7 separate regions of the Homo sapiens genome follow, and regions 1, 2, 3, 4, 6 and 7 are each linked to region 5. The links are chromatin loops, found by intact Hi-C in ENCODE. Cell type or tissue: heart left ventricle. All regions are shown on one strand. Region 1 has its middle 82 kb from the start of TOP1. Region 2 has its middle 330 kb from the start of LINC01370. Region 3 has its middle 130 kb from the start of LINC01370. Region 4 has its middle 210 kb from the start of LINC01734. Region 5 has its middle 44 kb from the start of LINC01734. Region 6 has its middle 260 kb from the start of LINC01370. Region 7 has its middle 110 kb from the start of LINC01734.

Region 1 (4,000 bases), 1.7 Mb before region 5:
TAGCATGCTAAAAGACATGCCTCCCCAGCACCATGACAGTTTACAAATGCCATGGGACCTCAGAAAGTTACCCTATATGGTCTAAAAAGGGGAGGAACCTTCAGTTCCAGGAATTGCCTGCTCCTTTCCCGGAAAACTCATGAATAATCCACCCCTTGTTAAACATATAGCCAAAAAGTTACTATAAGTATACTTAGTCAAGCATTCCATTCCACTGCTCTGCCTATGGAGTAACCATTCTTTATTTCTTTACTTTCCTAATAAACTTGCTTTAAATTTACCCTATGGACTTGCCTCAAATTCTTTCTTGCTCAAGGTCCAAGAACCTTCCCTTGGGGTCTGCTTCAGGACTCCTTTAGGACGATTTCATCTTGGGTTCTTACTTCTTGCTGCCCCCCATTTCAAAACTAACATTTATTTAGCATGTACTAAGTGCTGGTTCTCAATTAGTCTCTTTTAGTTCATTTCAACCTGGCTGCAAACTTGTAAGGGAAGTGTTCACCCTTCGATTTTTCACGAGGCAAAACTCCCCGGGGGAAGTGAGCAGGAAAATTTCAGGGAATGTTCATGGGGTGAAGGGTGCCTGATGACTGGGATTTAGACTAATGGTTCTAGACCCGAGCTGCACAGTTAAGTCACCTGGGAAACATAAAAAAAAAAAAACAAAAAACTGATGTCCACAGACTGGGCAGCATGGTGAGACACCATCTTTAAAAAGAAAAAAATTATCCAGGCATGGTGGTGTGTGTCTGTAGTCCAAGCTACTTGGGAGGCTGAGGTGGGAGGATCGCTTGAGCCCAGGAGGTCAAGGCTACAGAGAGCTGTGATCATACCACTGCACTTCAGCCTGGGCAACAGAGCGAGACCCTATCTCGAAAAAAAAATGCTCATCCCCATGCTGTTCCCAGATCAATAAAGGCAGAGTCTTTGAGGGCAGAGTCTGGGACTGGTTTTTTTTTTTTTTTTTTTTGACAGAGTCTTGCTCTGTCACCAGGCTGGATGGAGTACAGTGGTGTGATCAAGGCTCACTGCAACCTCCACCTCCTGGGTTCAAGCAATTCTCCTGCCTCAGCCTCCCGGGTAGCTGGGATTACAGGCATGTGCCACCACACCCACTAATTTTTGTATTTTTAGTAGAGACGGGATTTCACCATGTTGGCCAGGATGGACTCGATCTCTTGACCTTGTGATCTGCTCGCCTTGGCCTCCCAAAGTGTTGGGATTACAGGCGTGAGCCGCCGCGCCTGGCTTGGGACTGTTTTTTAAAGCTCCTCAGGGGGGTGTCAGGTGAGTCTAATGCAGGCAGAACTGAGAATGACAGTGTTAGAAAACACACAGCCTTTTTCCTGATGCTGAATCCTAACATCCAGTGTAGTGGAATTGATGTGGACTTCAGAGCCAGGCAGACCTGAGTTCAAATCCTGATTGCTGTTAATACATATTGGCTGTGATTTTAGACAAGGTAGCTAGTCACAAGGAGTCTCCTTTTTGAACTGATGATGGCAATGATGATGATGATGATAATACTACTAATGATACTTGACTTGCAGGGTTGTTCTGAAGAGTCAGTGGGGTGCTCAGATATCCAGGAAGTGGGGTTTCCTTCATTAAATACCGTATTACAAACCTTTTCCTGCCTTGTCTGTGGTGACTTGGGCCTCACCCCACCTGGAAGCCTGTGGCTGACCTCAAGTCCAACTGCTGGCCATGTCTTTGGAAGCCATCCTCTTTGCTGATGCCCGGGATGTGCTCAGCCGTGCCCATCTTCTCCCGATGAGGATGGTATCGACATTTCAAAACAGTTTAATTATTCTGCGGCTGCCTGGCTATTAGCTGCGACAAGAGAGCTCAGGGCTATTTTTCAGCATTAATTTTCCATTTGAAATGAATTCCTTTTGGTTACACTTTTTAAATGTTTCTTTTAATTAGACGCAATTACTTCAGAAGAATTGCTTTTATTCCTCAGCCTGAGATCCCAGTGATAAAGTCGCTATCTGGCCCCACTGAACGGCCGGGACGCCTCATTTAGTTGCTGCACTAAAGTATATTGAACTAGGAAATTATACAGCGAATCAACTATTAATTCCTTTTATGATCGCTCACTCTAACATCTTGAATGAGATCTTCAGGGGGAAATTTAGTCACAATAGGGATCATTGTTCTCCACCTCTAGCCGCCGGCCCAGTGTGAGGGGGGCTGGCAGCCGGGGGCTACCGTGCTGTTGGGCCTGGCACAGATGCAGGATGGCGTGGAGGCGCCTGGCTTTCCAGGGCTTGGAGCAGAGGACAACAGGGGTGAGCAGTGCAGCTAAAGCTCTCTGTCCAGGCTGGAGGGGTGCCCCTTGGCCCCATGAAAGGGGAGGTTGCTGCGGCTCTGCAAAGGGAGAATGCAGACAACTGCTCACTTTGAGCTTTGCACATTCCGCTGACTCCTTTGGTGGCTCAGTGTCTTGGAGGGAGGCTGGGAGTCAGTAGGTGGCACTCTTCCCTCTGCGTTGGTAACTGGGTCTGGGCTGATGGGAGGCCCTGGAAGAGGCTGTGCAGCCGGAGTTGGAAGAACCCTTTCTTTCGAGGCTTTAGACCAATTCACTGTTATGAGATGGAGAAACTGAGGCACAGAGAGGCACACTGTCACACACAGACAAAGGCTGAACAGGGCTCAGTTCTGGCCAAGTCTCTGAACATGGCCCTTGGGTTTTTCTTGGGGACTTGAAGCTTCCTCTCCAATCCTGGCAAGCTGATGGCTTTTATTTGAGGTGGGTGTTGTTGGTGAAAGGTTGACCCATTCAGGGCTACTCTGCTGTCTGTGCGCCCCAGAGGGGCTGCACTCCCAGCCTGCCAGACAAGGAAAAGATGAATAGGACCACAGAACTTCCCTTGGCATTTGGAAATCACAGGACTGCAGCGGTGCCGGGGCAGGGAGCAGTGGGTTAGAGGAGCACCCCGATGCTGACCATGACCTCAGGGGAACAATAAACACTGCCAGACAGTCGCTGTAAGCTAGGCACTGGGGAGGTGGTTGGGGGGATGAAAAGGAAGAAAACATAGTCCTTGACCTCGAGGTGATATTCACTCAAAATCACAATATGACAAATGAGTGGAATTTCTCTGAGAGGAGCTGGGCTTTGAAGGATGGTTAGGAGTTTGCGGGGGAAAGGGTGTTCTGGGTAGAGGGCACTGTAAGTGCAAAGGTGTGGAGGTGTGAAAGCAGGAAGGCTGGGCGCGTGCAGGAGAGTGCAGCTGAGTGCCCCCTGGGGACTTGTGTGCCTTGCAGGGGAGTTTGGACTTTTGTCTTGAGGGCAATCCAGAGGCACAGCAGGTTTTCAGGAGGGAGGAGGCAAGGTCAGATTTGTGATTTCGACAGATCATGCTGGCTGCTCTGTGGAGGACAGATACAAGGATTTCAGAGACAGGCTGGGAGACTTGCTGGGAGGCTCTGGTCATTGTCTAGGTGAGAGGTGGACATGGGTTGAGTTAGGACGGGTGCAGCAGTGGGGATGAAAAAAAGGCAGGTACAGGATTTTTTTATTTTTATTTTTTATTTTTTTTGAGACTGAGTCTTGCCCTATTGCCCAGGTTGGAATGCAGTGACATGATCTCGGCTCACTGCAACCTCCGCCTCCTGGGTTCAAGCGATTCTCGTGCCTCAACCTCCCGAGTAGCTGGGACAGGTGCCCACCACCATGCCCGGCTAATTTTTGTATTTTTAGTAGAGACGGGGTTTCACCATATTGCCCAGGCTGTTCTCGAACTCCTGACCTCAAGTGATCCGCCTGCCTCGGCCTCCCAAAGTGCTGGGATTACAGGCATGAGCCACCGCGGCCGGCCCAGGCACAGTTTTTTGTTTTTGTCTTTTGAGCAGGGCTGCATTGTGACTTTTGTGGGCCCTAGACGCTTCTGCCTTCATGGGCCCCTCCCACAAGAATAGATTTTCATGGGTCCTAAAAATTCTATTTGTTTCTGATGAAAGAAGAAAATGAAACATGTCTGTCTAACCTAAA
Region 2 (4,000 bases), 410 kb before region 5:
TGTACTGATACTGGTTGTAAGAGTACTGTAATCCATAAACTCATAAAATGATAGAGTCAAATGAGGTCTGAGTGCTGCCTCTAATTATATAGTTGGTAAGAAAAATAAATTCAATAAAAGGGATTTTTTCAAGGCTATGCATCTTGTTCATACCAGACTTTAGACTCGAATCTTGTTCAGTATTTATGTCATGACACACTATATGTATCTGCATCTGCATGTGTATTGTTTATGCTTGTCTGTATACTCATGTATGCATAGTGAGTAAATGTGTGTGTGTGTGTGTCAGTTGGAAAGTGAGACCATCAGCCTTATCACAGACAATTTCATGATTGAAGCTTCTAAAAAGAAATCATTTCAGCTGTTATGGCAGCCATGGAGCTGCTCTGCTCCGATCTCCCCCAGAGGAACCCGCTGAGGAAAGCATGAGTGGTTGACAGCCCCAGCTGCCACACCTTTGAATCCGCGCTTCAATTATTGTCAGGCCAAAGTTCCCCTGACTGATCCCAGCCAAGACCGAGCACATCAGAGAGTATCAGAATAGGGCTATTCCTGCCCTACTCAGGATCCCTCTCATAAGCAACTTTGCCATGGGCCGGCCAGAACTTTGTCAGAACTGTGCCACAGTGTGAACTTTCTCCTGCCCAATCCTTCTCTTCCTCTGTCCTTCCTTAGGGTGTGTTACCTGCATCATGGTCTGAAGCCTTTCCCCACCAAATTTCACTTTCTCCCCTCTTATATTGTAGAAATGTTCCCTACCCTACCCCCAAACCATAGTAAATCTCTTAGGTATCTAGTCTCTTCTTCATGTCTGTTTCTTCAAGGATCCAAACTGACCCAACTGGCCCACCTGTTACTTGAATCTCTGAGACTCACAGGCCATTCTACTCTCTAAGCCTGTGTGTGGCCCAGGCCTGCTTTCCATCCCAGTTCCATTGTGTATGATGCCCCCAACCCTCCCTGCTTTCCAGATTGCTGTTCTAGCATCCCCAGCAGCCTCATTCAGATGTGGAACACAGACATGGTGCCAGAAACAGGGCCTGTCCCAGGTCCTCAGCCACAGTCTTCTCGTCCTGCTGCATGACCTGCTCCCTGGGACTTCAAGGGACTCAGATAAATGTTCTCTGGAAGCTGGCAGAATGACCACATGGACATGGAGGGGTTAGGGAAGTCCCATCTCCTTAAAGCCGAGAGAATCATGCCGTATAGAGCTATAACAGGCTTCCTGCTGCCCAGAACCACTTCCAGCTTAGTCCACACCCCGAGAGGTGAACTGGCATTCAAGTGTAAAGTGACAGCAATTCTGAAAAGGGCTAAACCCAGACACTGTCATTTAACAATTCATTCCAAGTAGTTGCAGCGGGCCACGTACCGAGTTCAGTACTTCACCTGCATTCTCACCTCTAATTACAACATCCGCTTTATAAGGGAAAGGCTGTCATCATTCCCTCCTGATAGCTGAAGATACTAAACTTTTGAAAAGCTAAATTTTCTGCCAAGGACATCCCACTAGGAACTCTGCACATCTGACCCCAATATCTGTAAGTTTAAGCAGTACATTAAATCGACGCATTTCTGAAACAAACCAGGAACAAGTTCACAGGAGACAAGCAGAGTGATGAGGCAGGAGCTGGTGGTAACATTGGGCTTTGTGTGGCTCTCTTAGAGAACAGGAAGTGCAGGAAGCCAGAGACACAGCCCCAGGGAAGAGAGGCCCTGCCTTGACAAGGCTAGCATGGTGTAGGTTCTGACCCAGACCCTGTGGGGCAACATGGAATCACCCAGAATCAGATCCACAGAATGACAGAGTCATGGCCTCCCTACAGTGATGGAGACCTCGAGAACAGAAAGAGGAAGGAAGGCTCCCCAGGACTCAGTGCTGAGCAGAAGCTGACCTCAGCCCAGAAGCTGAATGGCTAAGCCCTTCACTGCATTAGCATTCTCCAGGCCCTGGGGTGTTCAGGCCCAGGAGACCTGAGGACAAGGGTCAGGATACATCCTTAGAAGAGAGCTTGACAACAGAAAACCTTCCTTCCTTTGGGTCCCTACCCTCCCCCGAGGTAAACATTTTATGGTTCAGGAGTGGTGAAGTCAGACCAGGTTTATTTTTCCCCTGTTTCCTGGGGCTTGCAACAAAAGGGCTGTAATGCTTCTCAACTGCTTTTGGGTCTTCCAGGGTTTTATTGTTCACCTTCTTACTTTAGAGACCCTTATCCTGGCTTTGAAGGGTTCAGATCTTTTCCCAATGGTCAGAGCAGAAGCCCATGGCTGAATCCTGTTTCTAAACCTAAACTGTGTTGCTCAATACTGAGCCCCTCATCTCTCATTCATGCACGCACATGCCTGCACACAGGCATACATGAGCACACACACGTGTACATGCTCTAGAACCAGCCCAGGCAATGGCAGTCCAGCCTGGCATGACTCAACCATAGCAAAATTGTTTTTTTTTTTTTTTTAAAGAGTCTCATCTCCACCTCCTGATTTCCTTTATCTTCCAAGTGAATAATTGTACCCCATGGACATGCCTGGTCTACTGCTCACCTCTTCAAACTCTCTGTTTTCTCCCTTCAAGGCTGAAGGGACTACCATTTGAAAAATAGTTGTCAGTGAGCACTAGTGCCAGGCATTGTGCTGAGTACTTTATGTAAATTTCTCATTTAATATGCACAAAGATACCAATGAGACTATTAGTCCAATTTTACAGATTTAAAAAAAGAAAACAAGCTAAGAGAGGTTAAATAGCTCACTCAGGGTCATAGAGCTAAGAAGGAACAGAGTGGGGTTTTATTTCTTAACCCCAGGAAAATAAAGCTGGAGATTTAGGAAGTTTTGTAGCTGTAACGGACTCCTGACAAAATTAGAGGGATAGAAAAGTCTGATACCAATGTTTTATTTCCAGGAGAGTATGTTTCTGAAACAAACAATGAGTGAAACAGACAATTTCCCAAAAGTCCAACACTGCAAGGAATTTGGTGAACTAAAGCATGCCCTCTGTGCCGTGGGTATGCAAGTAAATGAAGCCTAGACCCCCCTTGGGCTTTAGTGATAGTTTCCTAGCTGTGTCTTCGCCTGAATCTTGGGAAATAAATATTTGATAGGACAACTTAAGAAGGGGTGGGCACTCAAGAGAGAGAGGCAATGTCAAAAACAGAAGCTTAGAAGGAAGACATGGACCAATATATTAGAGAAACAGCATATGGTGAGAATAGTTGAAGGTGGAGCCCAGCAAATATTAAGAGTTTAGGGTAAGAGTTAGACCTTGAGGGCATGATAAGAAACAAATTTTATTTTGTAGGCAGTGGGCGCTGTGGCAAGACTTGGCATGAGAATAACCCGTTTAGACTGTCACTTTCAATAGTTCATTCTGGCAGAGATTCTGATTAAAATGGGGGAAGTTGGCCATCTAGCCCTATTGCAACAATTGCATTTGGAAGAAAATGAGGCCTGAGGAAAAGTGGCAGGATCAGCAATGGCAAAAGGAGCCTAGGATTCAGAAGTTCATGACCTGGAAGAAGTTTTATGTCCCTTTGGGAAGTGAAGTTTTCCTAAACAAGGATGCTTCAATCCTGGGACAGTAATAACAGTTAGCATGTATTGAGTGCTTACTGCATAAAGACTAAATTCTATACAACAACCCAAAGATGACTGTTGTAATCCCCATTTTACAGATGAGAAAACTGAGGCTTAGAAATATAAAGTGACTGAATTTCAAGGCAAGATATTCTGAGTTCAAAATCCAGATATATTTATCCACATTTGTCAGAGCTAGAAATTGGAAGCAGAGGGCGCGGAGGATGTCAGTAGCTCTCTGCATTCAGGAAGAGTGGCCTGATGAGAAATTATTAGGTTGGTAGGTTCGTGCAAAAGTTATCGTGGTTTTTGCCATTGAAAGTAATTGCGAAAACTGCAGTTTCTTTCGCACCAACCTAATACCTTCTGCTGGTCTTACCCAGGGTTTCTCAGTCCCAGTACTATGGACATTTGAGGCTAGATAATC
Region 3 (4,000 bases), 610 kb before region 5:
ATCCTTCCACACAACTGCAGATTGTTCCTAGAAGGTAAAGAGTTGCCCAATTTCTAATAAATACTAGAGAATACTAAGGTATATGTGGATGTCCCAGCTGGACTGTTGGTCTGATTTAGATGATCATCTTTGGGTAGAACAAAGGGTCCTTCCCCATTCAAAAGCTGCCAGCCCTGAGTGTGAGAGGATGTGGGGTGAGAAGAACTTGCCATTTCTGGGCTGAGGACTGAGGTCTGCCTTCCCCACATTACCCTGGTTATGGTGACATTGATCTTTGGCACCAGAAGGTCCGGTAAGCATCAGCCCTACCAATGACTGGGAGTCTCAAGGACATTCTAGAGTGGAATTCCCCAGTGCCACTTCCCTATCCTTTGCCCTTGTCTGGTTCCATAGACAAAAAAGAGAAAAAGAAGGTTGGCAGGTCCTTCTTCCTGCTAAATGGTCCCATCTTTGAGCCATTTATTTCTTTATTCATTCAACAAAGTTTTCAACATTTATAATGTTCCAGCCATAGGGTTAAATGCAGCACAAATAACAAAGAGAAAAATAAAGACACGTACAATTGCACATGTATAAGTTCACTGCAGGAAGAGTGCTCAGCCCCTTTGTAGGCTTCACTGTGGATCGGAAGTGTGGATGTCTACACAAAAACACACCACAAGCAAAGAACAGGGAGCCTTCTGTTGATGTGGATGTCACTAATCATTTTATGTTACCCACATGGAAAACTCTTATGCCTGTTTTTCCTGTTCTGCTCCCTGCCCTTGGGCTTCCAAATTTTGCCATCTCAACACTTCACTGTTCTGCTTCTTTCACACAATTGTATTCCCCTGACTTCATGTCTGAGCTTACAGGGACTGTCAGGCAGGCCTCCAAGTTAGCCCTCATACTTTCACAAAGAGCAAGTCTGCATTTCCTTCATCCAGAACATCAAACAGAGTGTCTCCCCTGGGCCCCTGATATCCTTGTTACCACCTCGTTAATGACTGTATGGGGGGAAGTTTTATGAGGCATCAGGGCTGATGTAAACAGATATGGGAGGATGGATGTCTTCTTGCCTGCATCATCATGGGGTAAAAGCAGTACTGACCCTCTTGTGTATCCTCCCAAGGCATCAGCATGAACTTCCTGGGCTTTTACCCTGTGCTACCATTTGCTCATGAGTCTGGGGAGATATAAGAAGGCAGTTTGTTCAATTCCCACCTATGAGTGAGAATATGCGGTGTTTGGTTTTTTTTGTTCTTGCGATAGTTTACTGAGAATGATGATTTCCAATTTCATCCATGTCCCTACAAAGGACATGAACTCATCATTTTGAACAATGAGAACACATGGACACAGGAAGGGGAACATCACACTCTGGGGACTGTTGTGGGGTGGGGGGAGGGGAGAGGGATAGCATTGGAGATATACCTAATGCTAGATGACGAGTTAGTGGGTGCAGCGCACCAGCATGGCACATGTATACATATGTAACTAACCTGCACATTGTGCACATGTACCCTAAAACTTAAAGTATAATAATAATAAATAAATAAATAAATAAATAAATAAATAAATAAATAAAAGAAGGCAGTTTGCTGGAGGAGTTTGGTGGCTCAACCTCAAAGCACACTGGAAATTCATGTGAGGATAGAGTGTCAATCCTTCCTGCTGTCATGGTGGCTGCAGTGGAGGGTTACAGTATTACAGTGTCCAGAATAGCAAAGGCATGGCTACCTCAGTTTCCAGATAGTGTTACCTGGTAGTTGTAGACAGAGTGCCCATCACAAAGTGAATGCTTAATAAATCTTAGTTGAATGGGTGATTCAATAAATTAATAAATGAGTGAGTGATGGGAGGGGTGCGGAAGTTTCTGTTCTCCTATGATGACAAGAGTCAGTACAGTCTCGAAACAGGGGTTAGGGTGGACAAGAGCCTGACTCTGGAGGTGACCCAAGTTAAACTGAGTTTTGTTTGTTTTGCAACGGGAACAGAGCTTCAGGGCAGGTTTCTAATAATTTCACGAAAACTGAGTCATAAGCCCAGGCATCAGTACTAAGCACAAATAACTGGTGTGATAAAACAGATAATAATGGGAAAAATATATTAAGCTTCTACTATATGTCAAGAATTTTCCAAATGCTTTACATTTACTCTTCATAAGCAAACACTATCACATACATATTATTTTTATTTATGAAAAGGAAGAGAGAAGTTAAAAAAAAAAAAAACTCTTCCATTCTTCTAGTGCTGAAGTTCAAATCCAAGTAGTCTTATTTAGGAGACTGCATTCTGAAGACAACTACAGGGGCAGGGAAAAAATTCAATTGAGTGGGCAGGTGAGTGTTTAGGGCTGCCCCTAGACAAAACAGCAAGACCATGCTCAAACTCCACCCCTAGGGGGAGCTAGACCAGAGCTAAAGGGTTGACTCAGGCACTGGACAGCGGTGTGATTGCACGTAGCCATCTGCCTCCAGGGGGTGGGCATGGAACAAGCTGTGTCAGGCTGCAGCTGTGGACAATGGTGGGAAATGATGCTCCTGACTTTCACTTTCCTTTCCCTCAAGTCTCTAAATCACCCTCCTATCTACTCACGGAACATCGGATCTCAGCTCCATGCAGGTGGATCCCAGATATACATTTTCATTTTTAATTTATCCTCCATGTTTCTGTTGCACATTTCCAAGTTCTTTCTGATTATCTGCCCTATTTCCTGTCAGCTCCTCAAGCTTGACTCAAAGTTCAAATCTGGGCTCATCTTTCTACACAGTTCGAACAGTCTACTTTCCCCACTCGTTTTGACTGTCCTTGACACTACCATTCTCTCACTTTTAAGAGAACCAGAGCTCAGAGTCTCAAGATTCATCTCTTTTTCTTTGCACAATAAGAAATCATTGATGAAACCCTGTTAATTTTCCTCTTTTAACTTAAGAAATATTATTACTGAAGGTTCTGTTAGTTTTCTACCTCTGCAGCTGCTCTTTTGTCTGCATCTCCACTCCTCTGTCCATCCATGAGTTCAGTTGCTTCTTGTTTAAAATAGTGCATGGATTCTGGATTTATTCTTGCCTCCAGTTTCTTTCTCCTTGGTTCCATCTTCTACCTGGTGCCAAACCGATCTCTCTAAGTACTTTTCTGAATATGTCACTCCCCTGAGCAGCAAGCTTCAAGGGCTCTCCATTGCCTGCCAAATAGCATCCAGATTCCTTGTCATGGCTTTTCACATCCACTTAGATCTGGTCTCAACTCAGTGCACATTTATTGAGTCCTACTTAGTGCCAGACCCTGCACTAGGTGTTGTAAATGTAAAAATAAACCCTGCATACTTCCGGCCCTTGGAAAAGAAAAGGAAGATAAGCTGGTCCCACAATCTCTAGCCAGTGCTTCCCCCAAATCCTGCCCACTGCTGAAGGTGTAAAGTTGGATTTTTGCTGTTCTCCAAAACTTCCTCAGCACTTTCTTACTTTTGTGTCCAGGAACTTCCTCACTTCAATCTCTGAGTAACCCCTAACCCTCTTCTGCTGTAATAATTTTTCCTTCATGAAGAATCCATGAAGCAGACACATTTGGAAGAGGAATGCTTCTTGGCAGTCACCTTTACACATCTTTTGATGATGGATCATGATCCATGTGCATTATAGCTTTGTGTCTACCTATTATCTCTCCTACACTGACATTCTCATAACTGATATATAACAGAATGCTATTGCATACAGTATTAATTTATGCATGTTATTAAAAAGAAAAATACATGATTTTTGGTTACATTACATTCAACACAATTTAATAGTGTTCTCTCCTGAATGCTTTCTTACAGACTACCAGTTGCATATTATGCATTAAGAATAGCCAAGAAAACAGTGGAGTATGTATTTTCAAAACACACTGAAATATAGGATATTTTCTTTGCACTTATTTGTTTGTTATATCAGTTCACAGACTGGACATGGTGGCTCACTCCTGTAATCCCACTTGGGAGGCCTATGTGGATCGCTTGAGGCCAGGAGTGCACGACCAG
Region 4 (4,000 bases), 160 kb before region 5:
TTTTTTGAAATAAGCACATGCACATGCCCACATACACACACACACAAACTAAACGCTTACGAAAGTTTATGAAGCTCATAAAGGTAAAGGTCCTACTCTTTGCTAATTAGCCAACCTTTTATGGCACTGAAACCAGATAAAAATATCTCCCAGAAGTCTTTATAAAGAATACAAGGTATGCTATAATAAACACCACTTAATAGTATCATTAAAATGGACTTAACTATAACTTAATAGATCTGTTTCTTATCAGAACCTCAATATATTCTATCAAAGGACCATTCCATGGAAGCAGATCTAAAGGGAACCAGCACAATGTCCAAGTACTCAGCTCTCTATTTCCCTTTTTTTTTTTTTTTTAATTTGGAATACTTGGAAGAAGAGGTAGATTACAGGTCCTTGAAGCAAGCAATCCTCCTTGAATGTTATCTCTCTCCAGAGGCATTGTAAAAGAGACTGAGGGGTCATGATCCCTCGATTATAATCATTGGCAAATGCTTGTGATGAAATAATCCAGTGTTGTACTTTAAGAATGGCTCCAAATGCCACAGGACAGTCACACTCAGGATAATGTTAACTTCCTCTTGTGGAAATCAAGGAAGCAAGATGAGAAGTGACCTCCAATGGAGAGGGGGAATAGTCAGGAATCTGTCCTAACAGCCCCGATGAAGGTAATGAGTTCAATATGATAGGGAAAAGCAAATAGAAAAGAAACACACACACACAGAGACCACCCAGGTTCCCCTTCTTGGAATAAAACATCCTCTACTACTTTTGCTCAACTGATAGCAAGGAACTCATCAAGCCCCTGAACAGTCCAAAGTCCATCTATTTAATAAACATTCTGTAGGCACCTGCTAAGCACCATAAGAGATGCCAGTTAGGGTTAGAGGCATGTAAAGTCCAAGTTATGCTCTTGAAAAATGCAAGTACCTTATGATATCACAAACACCTCTAAGGCTTTCCTGTTTTTGCAGTTCCATGGTTAAGCATGGGCCAGAGCAAAGAAACCTGCACATCTGGATAGAATTCCTAACATTTTCCATGGAGGTCACAGACTCATCCCCAGATTCCTAGACATTTCCAAGGAGGTGCTATAGATCCTGTGCACTTTAAATAATACAATGTCATCACAAGGAAGACACATAAAGGATTATGAGGTCAAGGGAAAACATTTCCATCTGCTTCCCCAGTCCCAAACCTTATGCTGATAGAGCCTCTCTCAAATTTATCATCTGTGCTGGTCAATGTCCACCGATCCTATTAAACAATAGGGCTGGGTAGAGTGATGTGCCAGCCTCATTAATAAATCTAATGAGGCACCAAGATATTGCAGGGGTGCAGTAGGTTATAGGTGGTGCCTGTCCCTGGGGTATAACTTTATGTTCTTGCTCTGCACGGAAGTAATGTATTTATTCCAAGTTAATTTTTTTTCCTAAAGTAGGTTTGTTGTGCTCCTTGGGTGCTATCTTAAATTGACAAATTTCAGGCTGCTGGGGCTTGTCATCTGAAGGAGGAAAAATTTGAGAAGTCAGTAATCAATCCGTATTGTGTAAAGATTAACATGCCTGCCCCTCAGGTTAACCAGACCTAAATGCAAATTGGATTGAAATGGTCAGAAAGTGTTCCTAATCATGCATGCTATGATTATGAATCCTGTTTATTTATCACCCTTTGAATCACCAAACACCAGGCAACTGGAAGAGACAGAGGTCAACAAACCCAAGATGAACTATTATCCCAGCTAGGTGGCAGGAAACTGATTAACTGAAGCAAGACCAGATAGCTGCAAGTCCAGGAAAAAAAAAAAATACAAGTATTTTCTCCACCAGAGGGCCTCTGAGCTGTAGCCTTGTCCTGGTCCAGGGGATGGATCAGCTGTGCATGGACAAATCCAAGGGGGAATGTCAAGGGCATGGGTGAGTTATGTAAGTAGAACTCAGACTGGCCATTCTCAAATATCAGGCTACAAATTTATTTCAAGGACTTTGGGGAAAAGAGCTCCTGAAAGCAGATACGTGGAGATTGATGGATCTCCATGGGAATGGATGGGAACTGGGAAGCACAGCTTAGCTTAGTCACCTCGCTGGATCACTTGCAGAACTCTGTATCTCTCCAGCTGCCATGTTTGTCTGGGTGTGCAGGCATTTTAACATCAGTGTGGGTGTATGAAGTTAATATGAGTGTGGGAGTGATGACATGTGTGATGTAGGTATGCACACATGTATGTCTGAGTGGCTATATGGTTTGTATTAATTATTTATGAGCTAGCAACGCCTAACTTCAGAGGAGGCAGTGTTTTAAAACTTAACCTAAGTCAATGGTTTGTGCCTTCAGACATATTTCTCAAAGAAATAATGCTCCACCAAGCACCCAATTTTCTCAGACATTCATCACTTACCTGAGGGGCATAGTGTGGAATCACATTGTTGGTGGACCCAATTATCATACAATTAGAACAGAATTTAACTAATATGGCATCAAGGATTTAATGCCATGCTAAGTGGTTTAGACTACACTATGTGGGTCAGTGGTTCCCAGACTTTTATTTCAAGTACAGGATTTTTTTTTTTAATTGAGGGAATAGCATTTAGTGACCAACTTTTTATTTTGCCTAGTAAGGACTTTAACAGAAAAACAGCAGGAGCAGAGACAGGAAACAAGGTAGTCCCATTATTTCATTAAGGAGAGGACATTTTTAGCACCAAAAAAATTAGAAAAAAACGTGAATTTTAGGAAGTAAAAAAGAAGGTTGGGGATGGAAACCATTCTAATAACTTAATAGATTTACCTAAAAGAAAATCTTACCATAAAAATTAAATTCTACTTTTTCAGCCTTTCTCGCTGTAAACCTGTGAAAACTGCTTCATGACTAAGTGTTTTATTGCTCAGACACAGGTTTGGGAAACTAATGGCTTCAGGGAACCCAAAGCAGCTCCATAGGTCTGAATTGGTGTTTTGTGGTTGCGGCCAGATATAGTCAAAGTTCCAAGACTGAGAAAATAGGCAGAGAGCTTCCTTTCACAAACCTTTACCTTGTGGCCAATAGGGATCCACAGAACAGCCTTGATCTGAGCCATGAAAGGGCCACAGTAACATTTTAGAAAGAACGTCTGGGCTACAGGGTGGGAAAAAGATTGGAAGTAGTGCTCCTGTTATTAGGGTTGTGTAATAAATCACCTCAAAATTCAGTGGCATAAAACAGCCATTCATTGTGCTCTCAGATTCTGTAGGTCAGAGTCCAAGTGGGACAGCAAGGATGGCTTGATTCTGCTGCACCATCCCTGGGGTCTCAGGCTTGAAGGCTGGAGGCTGGGACCATTCAAACGCTCACTCACACAGGGGCAGTTGATGCTCGCTGTCGACTGGGGAGATCTCAGCCCCTCTCCTGTCGTCCCTCCAAACAGGCTCATTTAAGCTTCCCGGCAGCACTGTGGCTGGTTTCCAAGGACAAGTGTGTAGGCAGAGAAAAGGAGCTGTATCCTTTTGATGACCCAGCCGTGGAAGCCACAGGATATCATTTTTCTCCATTATCTGCTTGTTGGAGCTTTAATCAACCCTTGTCCAAATTAGGGAAAAAGCAACACAAACCCCACCTCTAAGTAGGAAGACTGCTGATTAGATTGTAAGGGACAGAGAGGGAGATGGGGAGTGCGTGGAGGGGGAGGGAGAAAGGGAGGGGGAGGGGGAGGGGGGGGAGAGAGAGAGAGAGAGAGAGAGAGAGAGAGAGAGAGAGAGAGAGAGCGCGCGCGCAAGCGGCCATCTTTGGAATAATGCAATCTACCACGACCCATATGGGAATAGAAATAGGAAAGTCATTCTCTCCCTCTCTTTTTTTTTTCTCTCTCTCTCTCCACTAGACAGAGAAAGATAGTTAATTTTATGCATTAACTTGACTGGGCCACAGGGTGCCCAGATAATTTGGTTAAACATTATTTCTGGGAATGTCTGTGAGGATATTTCTGGATGAGAATCAGTATTCTGAGTAAAGCAAGTTGCC
Region 5 (4,000 bases):
TGCAACCTGTGTGCATGGATAGGTGCATATGTGAGCACATGTATCTTATATGCATACAGATCCAAACTGTACCCAAGTGTATATATTTGTATGAAGTTAAAGTGCATATGCCAATGTGCCTGAGTAGCTGTGCACAGGTGTGTGTGTGTGTGTGTGCACCTGTGTGTTCCTGGTGCACATATACAAGTATGTATATGTGCACATGTATGTATATGTGCAAATATGTGTAAGTGCCTTGTGTGCCTATACGTACATGTGTGCATATGTGAATTTATGTCCATGCACATGCACGTATTTAGATAGTTATACATTCGGGTATGGTGGTATGTGTACACAAATTATCCTGAAGACATGTTGCTATCCAAGGGGATGCAATGTGAGCATACACAGGTATGCATATTTTGGGGTGCCTTCATACATATTGTAAATATATCTGTATGTATCAGGGCAAGAGGTGTAGGGAGTTTGCTGCCTCGATGGATTAAGAGCTGAGCCATCAATTTCCATCCTTATGTCATAGTGAGTGATTTGGCTTGTCACTGGGACATTGCCATTCAAATTTAGCTCTTATGATCCAGAAACTTTTTCTGTCATGTGAACTGCTGCATTCTCAGGACCCAAAAGAGAGCCTGGCACAGAGGAAGTTTCAATGACATATACTGATAGAATAGATTAATGGATGGATGGAAAATAGATGGATTGATAAATGGATGAATGGGGAAGGATGGGCAGATGGATGGAAAAGGATGGAGGGATACATGGCAGGGTAGATAAATGAGTAGCTGGGTAGGTGGGTGGCTGGGTGGGTGAGTTGATGGAAGGATGGATGGATGAGGGGCTAGATGGATGGAGGGGATGGATGGATGGGAGAATGGCTGAATAGAATAAATGGTTTGCCATAGGTCACTGGGTCTATCAGGCCTCCCAGTAGTGGGTGCATCCCAGTCTTTTTCCCTCAGGGTAAATCCTAAGCTTCTCTGGCTTTCAGACAGCTCAGCTGAACCTCAGACAGCTTCATCCGGGGCAGGCAGCAGGCTCAGAGGGCTCACAAGCTGCCAGAATCAACCAAGGCAAAATACTGCAGAGTCAAGAGCAGGAAGGGCAGGGACTGCTTTGGAGTAGCTGACAAATCTCAGCTTTGCTAGGCTAACAGGAAGCTGGCCTGGCCAGGCAGGCCCAGGAGGATACAAACCAAAAAGGCCCCTTCAGGGGCTTGTATACCCCAAGCCAGGGTTCCTGCATCTGGCTTTTGTGCTGGGGCTGCAGCTGCCAGCTCCTGACCCTATCCCCAGGCCTGTCCTTCTCTGTCACTGTTCTTCCTGCTCCTTGCATCTTCCACAGCAGGGGGAAGCCACGTGCCCATCCCCATCCAGACGCAGATGCGGCTCATCACAGTTCCATCACCCCAGACTAGGATGATACAGGGAATCTACGGATAGCTTCCCATCACTGCTGTCCTTGCTTCCCAGACTCCCCTGGGTGTTGGTTCTCTCTGGAGCTGACCAGACCCTGGAGGGGGCCCCAAGACCCCAAGCGGGTCAGTTTTTGTGGCTGTCAGTCCTCCCACCATCCTTTTGAGCATTGACAGGGTTTTGCCTGGCCCACCTGCTGTCGGGGCCTGCCCCCTAGTGGCTGACTCTGCCCCATACACTGCCCTACCCCAGGGCACCAGCTCTGAGCCTGGTGGCCCCCTCAGCCAGCCTCAGCCAAGAAAGGAGCGCTGAGTCTTTGCAAAAGCTCCACCATGGCCCCATTTCTCCCTTTTCAGCCATGGACACGGTGGGGCCAGATCTCTCCACACGCACACAGTACTGGCTTCCCTGAGTCTGCATTGCCCCCAGTCTGTCTGCAAGTGTCCATCCATCCGGATGGTGATTAAGCACGAACAGGAAGAGTTAGGATGTGATCCCTGAACCCAGGAGGCTCATAAAGACAATAGCTGGGACAATAGCAAGAGGCACTGGGCGTCCTGTCTATTTTGGGGAGGCCCCAAGCATGGCTGGCCAAAACCAAGGGCATCCTGAGGCTCATTAATCTGTGTGGGAGTTATGAAGACAGGATAGAGGGTCCAGGAGGCCTTCCGCCAGTCGTTTCCTCCCAGCCCACCGGCTCTGCTCCATACTCCACACGCGGAGCCCCTGGCCCCAGCCTCCAGAGACCCAGCCTTGCCAGCTCTCTGCGGTAGACCCAGCTCCCTTCCTCTCCTTTCAAAGACTTGTACTGAGAGATTAGAGGCCCTGGCCTTTCTGGGATCCACTCTTTGTTTTCTCCCTGAGGGAGGCAAAGGAAGAAGTAAAACACTATCAGCCTCATCCAGGCTGAGGCAATGGAGAAACTGCCTTGAAATATCCTTCTGGTGCTCTGTTCCCACGGCCTGGCCTCCTTGGAGCCCAGGAGTAGCAAAAGGTTAATTGCTAGGGTGTTGGGCCCAAGCAGTCGGCTGGAGGAGCCAGAAAGCCAACTGTTAAATATGCAGTTGTTACATATGCCTCTCTCCTTTCCCTTCTCCCTCTATCCTTCTCTCCCAATCACTAAACGGTTGCTAGCTTGAAATCAGACATGATGTAAGCAAATGCCTCTCTCTCTTCCCTTCTCCCTCTATCCTTCTCTCCCAATTGCTAAACAGTTGCTAGCTTGAAATCAGACATAGTGTAAGTATTTACACCACAGAAACTGGCAAACACTGTAAAACAAACCAGTACCATCAAGGCAGTCGTGAAGCCCCACTTTCCTGGTCCCAGGATGAAAGTCAGACACCCAATTGACTTGGTTGGAAACCATCACTTGTGACAGTTTTAGGGCCACAGAGGCTGGAGTACACACCAGCATATTGTTCCCAGCACCCTAACCTTATTCCACCTGCCCTTGCAGTCTCTGACCCTGGATGGTACTAGGACATGAGATCAGTCTGAAGAGTCAGGAGACCTGGATTCTACCGCAGATGCTGCCCCTGTCACTTTACCTCACTGATTCTTTATTTTTCAACAGGAAAATGGAGCAGTAATAACCCACTGTAGGACTCAAACTTCATTGGGTTGTTGTGAGAATTGAATAGACTATTGCACGTGAAGCACTTAGCACATTGAGAGTATTGTGGGACCTGGTTGATAGTAACTATTCGATAAAAGTCAGCTGTTGTCACCATTATTGTTATTAACATTACTTTCCTCATGAGTGTTTTAAGGCTAAAATAAAATAATAGCTATAAAAACATCTGCATGATTTTTTGTCTTTAAAATGTTTCCAGTAATGTAAACCAAAAGTGGCCTGGATGTCTCCTTCAACTTTTCCTATGCCCAGGTTCATCTAAGCACAATGCTTGGCCAATGAATGGCAGGTGACCAACCATACAGCTTAGACATTTTAGGAACTATGACATTTCTAACACGATAAAGGAGTCCTGGTCCTTTGCTTGTTCACCTAGGGTATATATCTTATTGTAAATTGTTGCGAACCTAATTTTTGGAGCTGAGGTGTGGTATCTACTCAAATCCTCAGAGAAACGATGGCTTTACCAGCACCTTCTCTGGAGTCATGTCAAAAGCGAACCACAAGGTCAGAAAAGCTGAGTCATGTTTTCCCCAGGAAAGACCACCTCTGACCCTTGGGTGAATGGAGCATCTCATCATTGCTCTTCAACCATGCAGAAACACCTCATGCAAGTTCAGAGGCACCAAAGACTATCACCAGCTCTGTCCTTGTCTCATATCTGCTCCAGCAGACCCTGTGTTTGGGGGACCCAGCAGGGTAGAGGGTGGTGAGCTAAGGAGAAGAGATTAAATAATGCAAGAGATTCTCCTGGGTTCAAACCCATGTTTGTGCAGCCGTGAGCAAATGCTTTCATTTCGTTGAGCCTCAGTTTTCTTATCTGTAATATAAGGATAATTATTCTGACCTCAAAATGCTATAGAGTAAGTCCATGTGGCAATGTAGATGAGAAATCCTGGTACACAATTACTACTCAGAAGCTGCTTGTTTTCAGTCTACCTTATCACTATGC
Region 6 (4,000 bases), 1.0 Mb before region 5:
GTTTCCTGTCCCTTTCACAGTAACCATCACAGTTGTAAATGTGTGTTTATTTGTGGGAGCATTTGGTTAATGTCTGTCTCCATAGCTGGAATGTAAACTCCTCCAGTGCCGGGACTCCACATCTGATTGCATTCAGCCCTGCATCTCCAGTACCAATCCCATTACTAGGAATGTAGTTTACACTAAATAAATATTTGCTGATTGAATAAGCAACTCTTCTGTATTGGATTACACACATAGGAGAGGTGACTTCCCAAATCTATTCTAGTTCAAATGTCTAGTATGACAATCTGTTTCCATACTGTAGTAGGTGCTGTTGGTGCCCTGCTCAGCTGCCCTTTGCTGGGCTGGTGCATCCATGTCTCATCAGTGCTAGATGTTCTTGACTCACAGCTGGACCCTTCAGAGAATTACTTGCTATCAGGAGCTGTGCCACCCAGAATGGCCTGGGAAGCTGCATTCTCTCCAGAAGTCTGTCAGTAGCCAATGGCCAACTAACACAAGGGCAGAAAAGTTTGGCACCCTTGCCTCAAGGTGGGAACTCTGTGGTTCCACGCAGGCTCCAGAGCTGCCTGTGGAATGAGGCTGAGACTAGACTTCAGCTGCACCCTCACCTTTGCCCGGTTTCTTCCTCTGCCCTATAAGGCTTCCCTCACACACTTGCAAGTTTTATTTGGGGGCACTCCTTCAATAGCTCAATTACATATGAATCTCAGCTTAGGAAATGCTTCTAGGAGACCTAAACTAAGACACATTCAATATGCATAACCAAAAGGATACTGGTAATTTTTTTTTTTTTTTTTTTTAGATGGAGTCTCTCTCTGTCGCCCAGGCTGGAGTGCAGTGGTGCCACCTCAGCTCGCTGCAACCTCTGCCTCCTGGGTTCCAGTGATTCTTTTGCCTCAGCCTCCCAAGTAGCTGGGATTACAGGCATGCGCCACTACGCTCGGCTAATTTTTGTATTTTTAGTAGAGACGGGGTTTTGCCATGTTGGCCAGGCTGGTCTCAAACTCCTGACCTCAAGTGATCCACCTGCCCCGGCCTCCCAAAGCGCTGGGATTACAGGCAGGAGCCACCACGCCTGGTTGATACTGATAAATTGATTCTCTGGAAGAAAATGAAAACAACAATAAACAACAATTCTGATTTGTAGCATTTATCAATTATACTACACAACTATAGTAGTAGTGTAAATAACTCCTACTACAGCCATTTTCAAGCTGCCAATGTGATTGCTGCTGAACACAAAGTTGAAAAGACATGCATGCAATTGGCTCATGGGAGTCAGTAAGAGCTATGTTTAAAATATCATAACTCATGATATACATAAATTAAAAGTTGTACACATAATATTAATATTATGATTAGTACCATTTTGATGGTAACTATGTGCTAGGCATTTTGATAAATACTTTATTTTTACCTCTGTCCTAATCTCCAAGAAGCTTATACTATTCTTACCCCCATTTTATAGAGGTAGAAACTGTGGGTCATAGAGTTACATTATTTACCTAAGGTCACACTACTAGTAAATGGTGTCGCTGAGATTCAGCTCTGACTCCAGATTCTTAATGCATGACCAACTTTAGTGTCACCTACTAAAAGGCAATAACTGCTCCCTTCCTGAGTATAGAATTTTACATTTGGAATAGTGACATTTTTCTGTACAGCAATTTTCATTCCTTAGCATATTTGATTATTTCAATAGAAACTATGCAGGGCAAACATGAATATTTTAAAGATGAGGACCTTGAGACTCAGTGATTTGTTCAAAGGTTCTAAGGCTCAGAACTAGAGTTGCACACCTGGGCTTCTCACGGTCCAGGTGTCTTTCCAGCAGACCTTAGTCTTTCTTCCTCAGAACCTCAACTCTCAATGACAGCTTCATTAACCTCTGGATGTAAAATTTAGCCAATCCTTATCCAGAGAAGGCCAGCATTCAAGGTATTGAATGAAACATCATTCATCAATTCTTCAGCGGATTGGGCACCTACTGTGTGCCAACCAAGGTTACGTGTAATTTCAAGTAAGGAAGGTATGCCCAGGACTCCTAAGGAACTGGAGGTTAAACCAATTGAGTTTAGTTTAGCATATTGTCACGTACTTGCCACACCTACCAGGGAGTTTCTGAGACTTTGTTTTGGAGTCACAGATGCAAAGCGTTAATGCAGGACGTGGTACATGACTGGATAGTGATAGATCTAACGAGGCCCCTTCTCCTTCCTTGGTCCAAAACTGTTAACAGATCTTGCTGGAAAATGCCAGTGCATTTATGTTCTGATGGAATGGTGCACATAGGACATCCATGCCTGGAGGTTTTTCATTCACCCCTCAACGCCATCTTGTGGGCAATGAAAACTTTGCCAGGGTTTGGGGAAGCCTGCCCAGCCATTGTGTGATTTGACTTAAAAATCAGAATTGGATAATCTATACAGCTGTAGAAGCAAATCTACAGATCCTCTCAATGTGTAAAATTTGGATTTAGGAATTCAGAATAATGGAGTCTACTCCTGGCACCATTAATGATATTGATGTATGACAAGGTGCCTGACTTTGGTTTCAGTTCTCAGCAGAGGCTGTAGAATCAGGTAGATCTAGGCTGGACTTTTGACTTTGTAACTGTGTCCTTGGCCAAGTCACTTGACCTCTCTCCATCAAGTTTCCACATTTGAGAAGTGGAAATAAAGTCATGCTTATTTTACTTCCTTCTTGAGAAAATACAATGAGATGATTCATGATTAGTCCTTTACTCTGCATTTCAAATGCGTTCATCCACGGTAGATGTTATTGATATTATTGTGGCCATTATAATTGCTTTCAATACAGACTACTTTTTTTTGCCTTTTTGCCTCTTAGAATTGCTATCTTGATGGTTATAGACTTGAAACTCTAAATCAAATACTAAGAATTATTAACTGATGTACTTTCTTCCCTTTCTGTTGGAGAAAACCTCAGGACAAGAATCATCTCTTTCCAAGTCTGGAACAGTGGATGAATTAGGTGGTTGTTAAGTAGAACAGAGAGCAACTTACTGGGTATTTAGCACCTGTAAGTCAATAGGCGTTGAGCAGGAGGGTCTGATGATTCCCCTGAAACACACACCTATTGGGGAGTTTTTTGCATATAAAGACATAAGGAGATTATTAAGGAATAGATTAACATTTCTCTCCATTTGATAGTCTGTTGAAAGCTACCTGTCCTTTCCTCTGGGGGCCCGAAAGAACTATATAGGGTTTAACATGCTATTTTACTTATAATTTCTAGTTAAATTGAGCCGTAGACTTCATTATTAAAATCTGTAAATTCAGCTGGCATTTATCCAACACCTGCAGTGTGCCTAGCCTTGTGCAGTGGTGGAATCAGACCAAGCTCCTGCTCTCAAAACATGGGTGCCGTGCTAAAATGGCAATCCAGAACTTGACAGACTGCACACCAGAACTGATCAGGGCTACCAAGAAGGGGCCTTTTGAAGAGTTATGGGCTGAACATCAAGGGACACAGTGCTCTCACTGCTACTCCGTGGCTATGCTGAGTGGAGTTGCCATCCCGTGGCCAGCCTCAATTTCATATTGGTTGTGAGTCTGAAACATCCGGATAACTGTGAGCTCAACCTTTCTTCCCATCTCAGCTTGCTCTGGATTTATCAGAGAGGTAGGGAGATAGGATAGCTGGACTTTGCAGAAATTCTTTAATGAGCCAAGCACTCTGGCAGACATATATAATGTTACAGTGTAGTGGGCATTATTATAGTTACTCTACTGATGAAAAAAATGAGGGCTCAGAGAGTTTAAAAATTTACTCAGTTACACGGAGGATGACAGTGTGTCTGACCCCAAATTCCTAGCTTTTTTCAGTTACACAGGCTGATGGCTGGTAATACAGAAAAAAAAATCTCACTGTGGATACAGGTTGAAGAAGATTAATCAATGCCTCTGCCCTCAGATAACTCATAGTCAAGTAAAGAGGTTCTTAACCTTTTAGGGGGAAGGGCAGGGTGTGG
Region 7 (4,000 bases), 160 kb after region 5:
CTCCCCACTGCTGGCCTCACTCAAAGTTCTTTTCTGGGCTGGGTTGGGAGTTAGGGCAGGGAGAAATCTCAATTTGTTGCACCTTTACCTTCCCCTCCCACCCCAGAAAATCTAGGTCTGCCTGTTCCCATGGGGAGTTCTGCTTCCACCAACGCACTGAGTACAACAGGAGGACAAATTCTGGGGACCGGGGGGGTTCCATTCTGGGTCTGATGGGGCCCAATTCAGCCAGGGTCCTCCTGCGGGTCCCCTCTCCTCTGACTTAAAAAGCCAGGATGCTAACTCAACTTCACCATTCCACAATGTATACATATCATGTTGTACATGATAAATATATATAATTTTATCAATTTAAAAAAAATTAAGCTCAGGTTTATATGTGATTTTATAAATACACATAGTTGTCTCATATAATTAGAAAATTATCCAATTTTTTTGAATAAAAATATATTAAGATATGTTATTTCAATGCTTCTAGACTGTGACTAGGAAAATCATATATTCTTTCAAGCACACCATTCCTGATTTCAATGCTGCTTAATTGAAGCAGCATTAATGGAGAACTTAATTTCATTTCCACAACTCAGTTTAGCTGCCTTGGAGATAAATATCTAAGGGTTTTATGATGGAGGTTAGAGTTATTGTTGTGTTGTTTTGTTTTCTAGAAAATTAATGCCCAAAAAAGCAAAGAATCGCAGAGAAATGGCCCCTTCATGAATGATCAATGAGGAATGGATCAGGAGTTCCAGGCTGTCACAGGGATCCAGGCTGCAAACTCCAAAAAAGGAAACATCAGCTTTAGAAGTGCTCAGAAGCCACCCCGTAACCCCTGCCGGCCACAGCTTCTAACACTTAGATGGAATCCTTTTAGATACTAAAACAAAAATAGATTATATCTCAGAAAGAGACACGAAAATGATTTGACACTATGTGTATAATCTAATTCAAACCATAGACCCCCTAATCGACATTTAATTGATGCAATAATGTTTGTTCATGACGGTAAATAAACAAAATATATAAACAGAAACATCTTCTTTGATGTTTAATGACTGCTTAGCAGCTATTTGGGTCAGAGCTACTGAGTCCTAATAAACAAATGCTTAATAATCAATTGAAATGCATTTCTCTGGTTATTGCCTTATTAAATCAGATCCAACTTCAGCTGAGGAATATTCCTTCCAACAGGAAGAAAATGGTTGGAAATGAAAAAGGTTGTGATGGCAAGTCCCTGTGTACCCTGCAAGTGAAATGGACGAGTTTCTCTCTCCATCCCTGCAATCACCTGGAGCCCATGAGAAAGCCACACTCCAGCCTGCAGGTACCCTGGGTCTTGTTGTGCTAAAACAAAGTGTCTCCTTTTCAGGTTTGACTGTCATTATAAATCCCCTTCTATTACCTCCCCTATGGGGTAATCCATGTAAACAAAACAACCCATGTAAAAAAAAGCAGTGTCTGACATGTTCCATAAATCCTCAAAAAGATGGTTATTTGCTACTGTCATTATTATTGTTATAACATTATTATTGTTATAACATTATTATTATAATCCTAACTTGCCACTGCTTTCTGAGCATGCGTGAAACTCTGGTCACCTGAGTTTTTGTTTGTTTTTCATAAAAGCCAGCCTTGTTTTTCAGTGCCCGAGTCAAGCCACATCCTGCTGTCCCAAACAGCAGCTCCATCAGCTCCAAGCCATGTCCGGGAAGGGCCACCACTGGCCATGGCCAAGTCTGCAGTCCGGGCCACCTCCAGCTGGAACTCTGAGCTCTTGCTCCTCAGGTGTCTGGAAGTTCACGCCAGCCTTTTCTGTGTCACCTCCAGTCCTCATGCTTCCAGGAAGTGAGCCTTGTGTTTGGGGCCCTGGAATGGACATCCAGGCTCTGTTTCTCACTCCTAAAGATTCCCCAGAGCCCAGCTCCTGGTGGCTGAGCCCATCAGTAACTCCACGAAGTCCCTTCCTACAGCTGCTCAGCCACTAGCCCCCTGGCAAGCCCCTCACTTCTCTTTCTGCTCCCCTCCTGCTCTTCTCCCCACTCCACTCCTCTCTAACGCAAGCCCCAGTGACTGGGATCTCTCTACCCAGGGTGAGCAGGAAACCCAGAAGTTGGCTGCCCAGCTACAGAGATAAGGAAGAGGTGCGTGTGGAACATTTAAGGGAAAGAATAATCACCAGGGCGACCAGAGGCCCACTGAAGAGACTGGGCAGGTGCTTGACGGTCCCAGGGAGCCATCGTGTGGCCAGTCTACATAATGACAAAAGGGTCCCTCTCCAGTGACCATCCGGTCTGGGCTCCTAAAGTCCCTATCCAGGACCCTTCTTTAGACCTCAGAAGTCCCACGGTTCACCTTCTTGGAAGGATGGGAAGAGAGGGAGAACAGAGAGGAGAGACTGACAGTAGAGGCCAGAGCAAGGAGAAGGAAAGGGTGCCCAGGGCAGTCTGTGAGGCTTCTTAGACAAAAGCTGTTCAGACAAGACCAAGAGCTCCTGAAAGAAAGGGGGTCAAGGGAAGAAAAGTCCCAGAGGAACAGAAAAAGCACAGCTACAAGGATGGAAACCCAGGCAGCCTCCACTGGAAAGCTGGATTTCCAACACCTCAGTGCAGGGAACTGGAAAAGAGGGACAGAATCAGATTCGGGAGTAGGGTCAGAGAGTTCCTCCTCCTCCTTCCCTTCCCCTCCCTCCTTCCCTTCCTTCCCTTCCCCTCTTCCTCCCCCTGCCCCTCCTCCTCCTCCCCTTTTCCTCCTCCCTTTCCCCTCCTCCCGTTTTCTATCCTCCCACTCTTCCTCCCCCTCCTCTCCCTCCCCTCCCCCTTCCTCCTCCCCTTCCTCCTCCCCTTTCCCTCCTCCTCTCCTCTCTATCCTCCTCCTCCCCCCTCCTTCCTCCCCTCTCCCTCCTCCCTCTCCTCCTCTTCCTGCTCCCTCCAATGCACCCTCCTCCCTCGCTCTTCCTCCCCCTTCTTCCTCCTGCTCCACTGCCCATCCTCCTTTTTCCTGCACCAACCAGACACAGGCTAAGACAGTACAATTGGTGGGACCCTGAGAAGCCATAAAAATCAAAAGTGCATCCCCCATGGCCCCTCCAGCTCTGGAGAGTTATCCCTGTCATCCTGCCAGGTTTGTGCAACCTCATTTTACAGAGCAGGCACCTGATGTGTTAGTTTTATTCCAAGTGTATGTGCTGACTTTGGAGAGATTGTTATTAAACACTCGGGCTTGGGAATCAGGCTGCCTACATTTGTGTCTTCAATCTACCTGGCTGTGTGAACTTGGACAGGCTGCTCAACTTCTCTGAGCCACCATTTCCAGAACTGTAAAATTAAGATATAATTGTACCCGGCCCCCCAGGTTGACATGAGGGTAAAATGTGATAAGACACATAGTGCTAGATATTTTCAGATGCAAGAGCTAATTCTGTTCCCCAAACATCCCAGGGCATCATGAGTACTAACATACCCCATTTTACAGATGAGAAGCTGAGAGAGGCTGAAATGATTGGGCAGAGGTTATACTGACAGTGGCTCAAGCCTAGGCTTGTCCAATTCCAAATTTGCATAAGAATTCATTGACCATGTCCCCCTACTTTGTGCAAGCTCTTCCCTCTGCCTACAATGCCCCTTTCTTTTGACTCAGCCAGAGAAACTATCAGACCCAGGCCAGAGGTCTCCTGCTCTGTGAGGGCTTTCTCTACCCCTCCAGACCCAGCAAAGCTCCCAGGAGACCAGCCCAGATCTTCATTAGCATGTGGATCACGTGACAGGATCATCACCTGTCCACCTGCCTGGCTCCCACTAGGTGGAAGCTCCTGGGGGCCAGGGCTGAGGCTATTTCCCTGCAGCTGTGTCCAGCTTGGAGCATTGAGTGGCATGGTGCGAGCAGGGAGGAAGGAAGAGGAGAGAGGAAGAAGGGGAAGAGAAAGGAAAGAGACAAGAAAAGAGGAGGGAGGACAGGAGGGAGAGCACAGGGGAAGCAGGGATGCAAATGAGGAAAACAGGAAGGA

What was found. A loop is a pair of places that touch in the nucleus more often than their neighbours do. Peaks named below come from ENCODE experiments on the same cell type or tissue, not always from the same donor. Only the 100,000 strongest peaks of a DNase experiment are listed, where the experiment ranks them.
Region 1: it touches region 5 in a loop (5-fold over the local background); 7 of 110 quality-filtered maps call a loop at or near these places.
Region 2: it touches region 5 in a loop (2.3-fold over the local background); 3 of 110 quality-filtered maps call a loop at or near these places.
Region 3: a loop joins it to region 5, with 24 times the contacts of the local background. A loop is called at or near these places in 56 of 110 quality-filtered maps.
Region 4: it touches region 5 in a loop (2.6-fold over the local background); 24 of 110 quality-filtered maps call a loop at or near these places.
Region 6: a loop joins it to region 5, with 3.0 times the contacts of the local background. A loop is called at or near these places in 9 of 110 quality-filtered maps.
Region 7: a loop joins it to region 5, with 4 times the contacts of the local background. A loop is called at or near these places in 20 of 110 quality-filtered maps.

The regions. Positions count from the first base shown.
Region 1 is chr20:40,944,614-40,948,613 of GRCh38, reverse strand. No RefSeq gene overlaps it. Among named protein-coding and RNA genes, the nearest start is that of TOP1, 82 kb to the left of the region's middle. In heart left ventricle, CTCF peaks have their summits at 2,259 and 2,463 (motif pointing right); a DNase peak (open chromatin) is centred at 2,465; H3K27me3 peaks cover 985 bases.
Region 2 is chr20:39,672,902-39,676,901 of GRCh38, reverse strand. No RefSeq gene overlaps it. Among named protein-coding and RNA genes, the nearest start is that of LINC01370, 330 kb to the left of the region's middle. In heart left ventricle, no CTCF peak of the experiment used is centred here; no DNase peak of the experiment used is centred here.
Region 3 is chr20:39,872,651-39,876,650 of GRCh38, reverse strand. No RefSeq gene overlaps it. Among named protein-coding and RNA genes, the nearest start is that of LINC01370, 130 kb to the left of the region's middle. In heart left ventricle, a CTCF peak has its summit at 2,384 (motif pointing right); a DNase peak (open chromatin) is centred at 2,430; H3K27me3 peaks cover 471 bases.
Region 4 is chr20:39,427,765-39,431,764 of GRCh38, reverse strand. No RefSeq gene overlaps it. Among named protein-coding and RNA genes, the nearest start is that of LINC01734, 210 kb to the right of the region's middle. In heart left ventricle, a CTCF peak has its summit at 1,826 (motif pointing right); no DNase peak of the experiment used is centred here.
Region 5 is chr20:39,266,757-39,270,756 of GRCh38, reverse strand. No RefSeq gene overlaps it. Among named protein-coding and RNA genes, the nearest start is that of LINC01734, 44 kb to the right of the region's middle. RefSeq lists an enhancer at 877-1,377. In heart left ventricle, CTCF peaks have their summits at 1,421 and 1,621 (motif pointing left); DNase peaks (open chromatin) are centred at 1,646 and 2,126; H3K27ac peaks cover 1,152 bases.
Region 6 is chr20:40,264,667-40,268,666 of GRCh38, reverse strand. No RefSeq gene overlaps it. Among named protein-coding and RNA genes, the nearest start is that of LINC01370, 260 kb to the right of the region's middle. In heart left ventricle, a CTCF peak has its summit at 2,360 (motif pointing left); no DNase peak of the experiment used is centred here.
Region 7 is chr20:39,110,475-39,114,474 of GRCh38, reverse strand. No RefSeq gene overlaps it. Among named protein-coding and RNA genes, the nearest start is that of LINC01734, 110 kb to the left of the region's middle. RefSeq lists an enhancer at 1,764-2,265. In heart left ventricle, a CTCF peak has its summit at 2,248 (motif pointing left); a DNase peak (open chromatin) is centred at 2,200; H3K27me3 peaks cover 999 bases.